Regions from separate parts of the Homo sapiens genome. Here region 2 is linked to region 1. Evidence: read pairs that join two places in POLR2A ChIA-PET (ENCODE). Cell type or tissue: MCF 10A. All regions are shown on one strand.

Evidence for each region. Peaks named below come from ENCODE experiments on the same cell type or tissue, not always from the same donor. Only the 100,000 strongest peaks of a DNase experiment are listed, where the experiment ranks them.
Region 2: POLR2A ChIA-PET joins it to region 1 with 5 read pairs; 10 of 35 experiments call an interaction of 5 or more read pairs at or near these places.

What each region holds. Positions count from the first base shown.
Region 1 is chr3:48,708,279-48,710,778 of GRCh38, reverse strand. All of the region lies in intron 1 of IP6K2 (inositol hexakisphosphate kinase 2), which reads left to right. Among named protein-coding and RNA genes, the nearest start is that of IP6K2, 7.7 kb to the left of the region's middle. In MCF 10A, no CTCF peak of the experiment used is centred here; DNase peaks (open chromatin) are centred at 1,548 and 1,998.
Region 2 is chr3:48,761,958-48,764,457 of GRCh38, reverse strand. All of the region lies in intron 8 of PRKAR2A (protein kinase cAMP-dependent type II regulatory subunit alpha), which reads left to right. Among named protein-coding and RNA genes, the nearest start is that of IP6K2, 46 kb to the right of the region's middle. RefSeq lists a silencer at 335-535. In MCF 10A, no CTCF peak of the experiment used is centred here; no DNase peak of the experiment used is centred here.

The DNA.
Region 1 (2,500 bases):
AATTAGCCGGGCGTGGTGGTGGCCACCTGTAGTCCCAGCTGCTCGGAAGGCTGAGGCAAGAGAATGGCGTGAACCCGGGAGGCAGAGCTTGCAGTGAGCCGAGATCCCGCCACTGCACTCCAGCCTGGGCGACAGAGTGAGACTCCGTCTCAAAAAAAAAACTAAACTAATGAACATGAACAGCAGGACTGGGGCAGGTGAGGCCTGGGAAAGGTAAGGGACAGGACCCCTAGGATGATTTATCTCACGCTCAAAGACCGTTTTTACTTTGGAAAATAACTTAAGCTCCTTGTAATGAGCGAGAGAAGAGTAAGATGTTAAAACTGGAAGTACCTTGTTGACCTTCACTGCTGGTCCTGAAATGCAATCTTATTTTTACTTTTTTTAGAGACAGGGTCTCACTCTGTCACCCAGGCTAGAGTGCAGTGGCACAATCTCATAGCTCACAGTAACCTCAACCTTCTGGGCTAAAGTGATCCTCCTGCCTCAGCCTTCTGAGTAGCTAGGACTACAGGCGCATGCCACCAAGCCTGGCTAATTTTTAAAACATTTTTTGTGAAGACAGGGTCTCACTGTGTTGCCCAGGCTGGTCTCAAACTTCTGAGCTCTAGCAATCCTCCCGCCTCAGCTTCCCAAACTGCTGAGATTATAGGTGTGAGCCTCCGTGCCTGGCCTCAAATGCGTGCGATCTTGATTGACTGAATCCACTGCTTTCCTCACAAACTGGGTGATTCTGAAGAGATCAGTGTGACCTTTGCTTTGGAACTGTGAATGCAATTGAACTTGATTTCTGTAACAAAAATTTTAAAATATTTTTCTGGATCTTATTTTGGAGAGCTAACTCAGGACTTCTGAAGCATAATTGGCAGGTGTCTCTTTATTAGGACATAGTGCTGTGACTGGTGCAGTCTTTTTTTTTTAATTAATTAATTTTTTTTTTTTGAGATGGAGTCTCGCTCTCTTGCCCAGGCTGGAGTGCAGTGGTGCGATCTCGGCTCACTGCAAGCTCCGCCTCCTAGGTTCAAGTGATTCTCCTGCCTCAGCCTCCCCAGTAGCTGAGACTACAGGCACCTGCCACCACGCCCGGCTAATTTTTTTATTTTTAGTAGAGACGGGGTTTCACCATGTTAGCCAGGATGGTCTCGATCTCCTGACCTCGTGATCTGCCTGCCTTGGCCTCCCAAAGTGCTGGGATTACAGGCGTGAGCCACCGCGCCCAGCCTGACTGGTGTAGTCTTAAGACTTTTCTCAGAATCGTATCTCATTTTTTTCTGGGCTGGTCTGGAAGAACACTGACTGCACTCAGGCCAAGTGGGTTGGGTGATACAAGCTGCCAGATTGCTGCCACGAACCTGGAGTAGTTTGCAGACCCTTGCGAGGAGTATTTGTCTAAGCGAGATGTTGAAAGGACCCAGAGGAAATTGTCAGAGTTCCCTTGGTCGCAGGAACTAGTGCTGCATAGGGTACACTTTTGTTCCTGCTCCAGCAAATGCAGCACTCAGGTGCTTGCCTGGGCAGGTCCGGGATGCCCTGCCTCTGTGGCTGCCCATTGGGACTGAATCACTGTTGGCATCCCTTATTTCAGAGGATGAATTCATGTGTCATTTGGGTTTGGCAGTGAGCTAAGAGCTAAATGGGGTAAACATTGCCCACTGGCAGGAAACATATAATCTTGTCTGAAGCTAATGGACCGTTACTTTTTTGGTTGTTTGAGACAGTGTCTCGCTCTGTCACCGGGCTGGAGTATGGTGGTACAATCTCTGCTCACTATAACCTTGAGCTTTGCAGCCTCAAGTGATCCCTCCACCTCTGCCTCCCGAGTAGCTGGGACAACAGGCATGTACCACCACACCTGGCTGGTTATTTTTTGTAGAGACAAGGTCTCACTATTTTGCCAGGATTGTTCTCAAACTCCTGGGCTCAAACAGTCATCCTGCCTTGGCCTCCAAAGTGCTAGGATTACACGTGTGTGAGCCACCACACGGGCCCTATGGAACCATTACTTATTGGCATATGAAAGAACCATGACTCAAGGATTGCAAAAATCCCTCATAGATTGAGACCTGTAAGCAATTTTGGCTTTAGTCTGAGAGAGTTGCTTCTCTGTGTTCCTGTTGAGTTAGTTTCTTACAATGTGGTGGGAGACTGGAGACTGAGAATTGTTCTTGAAAAAGGGGTAACTGGCTTTTACAACAGAACTGAAAATTCCTGGTATGTGTATAGAATACATTCAGCTATTTGTAAGAAAATTTGGCCAGTTGACTCATGCCTTGTAATCCTAGCACTTGGAGAGACTAAGGCGGAAGGATCACTTGAGGCCAGGAGTTTGAGGCCAGCCTGGGCAACATAGTGAGCCCCCATCTCAAAATAAAGTTTGATATATTGATAAAGGGGACATATGAGACCTTAGAATCAATCATTGTTTTAGCGAGAAGCTTTTAAAATTGCTTAAATTCTTTATAATTCTAGCAGGTTATTCTGATAAACATATTTCTTTTTT
Region 2 (2,500 bases), 54 kb before region 1:
TCATTTTCTTTTGACCTTAAGTAAGTTTCATCCATTGCTATTAGAACCTGGGGAAGGTTAAAGAGTTCTGTCCTCTAACTTTCTATATTTGACACAAAGGCATCCTTTTGGCTAATCTAACACAAATCAGAGTTCACAGTCTTCAGTGATTAACCAAATTTGTAAGATGTAAAGATTACTAAACAGTGGGCTAGATCATTGTAATGAGTACTGTCTGATAATTTTCTTTGTCCGCTGTGTTTGTATTTTTAATTAAACATAAATAGTATTGGACTTTTCCAGGTATAAGCTTATCTGCCTATGGTTCTGGCTCAAGAGCACGGAGAAGATACATGGTTGGTCTAGGTTGGGTGATATGCTTATCCTAGAACCCAGTACTGAGACTACGAGGAGGAAAGGCTCAGATTGGTCAGGTGTGGGTCCTGTGGGTGGAGTTGGCCCCACTAGAACACAAGGACTAATCAGACTTACCATAAAAGGGGAGAAAAAAGCTCCCTTGGAAGAGATAAAGGACTAACAAAAATATGATGTCTACTCTGAGTCACATCTCTAAATGTATTTGTTTTCTAGGAGCCGTTACTATTAATAATTCTTTTAATTAGAAATTGGAATATTCTATAAACATTTATTAAGATAGGTAGGACCAGATATGATAAGCACTATAATGAAGGAGAGTATGAACGACAGTGAGAACATAGAAATGGAAGTAATACATATGGTTTCATTGAGGAAATGCCATTTGAGATGGGCTTAAAAAACAAGTGCAATTTCAATGTTTGGGATCAGGGAAAGGTCCTTCAGAGCAAGAAAACAATATTAGCAAAGGCCAGTGGTGTGAGCTGTGTTTCAGAGCAGGTATCCTGGTATGGTAAGAATGTAGTGCTGAGATTCAGAAATGGGAGATGTTAACTGGCCACATTTGCTTCTGAACCTAAGGTGCTTTAAGTAACATTCAAAGGACCTTCAAGTCATCCTGAAGGTTCTAGGCCTGTCTCATACTGGGTTTTCAGGAAGTATGTCAGGAGATGTGAGAAGTCAATAGTGTTTTCTTCATGGTCTGTGCTCTTGAAGATAGAGTGCTATCTATCTTCAAGGTAGATAGGTAGTGGTACAGAATGGACATTAATTAAGATGATATTAAAAGGGGCTTATTGTAGGTCCCTTTTGTCAATGTCTCTCACTGGACCAAGGCTTCTCAAAGTGAGGTCCCAGGACCAGCAGCAATCAGCATCATCTGAGGATGTTAGAATTGTTAGGAATGCAAGTTCTGGAGCCCCCCACCAGACCTGCTGAATCAGAAACTACATTTTATGTTGTTTCATTTGTTTTGATCAGCTTTGTTACAGTGTATTTTACATACAATAAAATTACTAAGTTTAAGTGTACAAATCGGAAGAGTTTTGTAACCATCCCCAAGTGGTATTTCCATCACCCATACAGTTCCTTGTTTTGTATTTGCAGTCAGTACCCTCCCCCACACTCACATTCCTGGAAACCATTGATGTTTTCTGTCACTGTAGAAATTCCTTTCTACAATTTAGTATAAATGAAATCATGTAATGTATAGTCTCTGTGTCTGGCTTCTTTCTCTTAGCATAATATTTTTGAGATTTATTCGTGTTGTATGTATCAGTAGATCGTTCCTTTTTATTGCTAATAATATTTCATTGTACAAATGTAATTTTTTTTTCTTTTTGAGACGGAGTTTTCCTCTTGTTGCCCAGGCTGGAGTGCAATGGCGCAATCTCAGCTCACCATAACCTCCACCTCCCAGGTTCAAGCTATTCTCTTGCCTCAGCCTCCCATTACTTTTTCTTTTTAATGAGATACAGTCTTGCCCTGTTGCCCAAGCTGGAGTACAGTGGCATAATCTCAGCTCACTGCAACCTCTGCCTCCCAGGTTCAAGCGATTCTTGTGCCTCAGCCTCCCGAGTAGCTGGGACCAGAGGCACGTGTCACTCTGCCCAGCTAATTTTGTGCATGTGTGTGTTTTTTTAGTAGAAATGGGATTTCACCATGTTGGCCAGGCTGGCCTCCTTAGTAAATACTTAAGAGTGCAATTGCTAAATTATATTTTAACTTCATAACAAACTGTTTCTTAAAATGGCTGTACTGTCTTGTATTCCTACCAGCCATGTATGAAAATTCCAGTTTCTCTGCATTCTCACCAATAAATAGTATTTACAGCCTTTTTTAAAAAAATTACAGTCAGGGTCTTGCTATATTGCCCAGCCTGGTCTCGAACTCCTGAGCTCAAGCCATCTGCCCGCCTTGGCCTTCTAAGTGCTGGGATTATAGGTGTGCACCTCCGCACCTGGCCTTCATTTTCTTAATGGTATCTTTTGAAGAGAAAATGGTTTTAATTTTGACAAGTCCAGTTTATCATCTTTTCTTCTTTGTAGTTGTGTACTTTTGCTGCTGTATTTTAGGAAATCTTTGCAAAATCAATAATATGTTCTCCTAAGTTTACTTCTAAGACCAGCACTATTCAATAGAAATA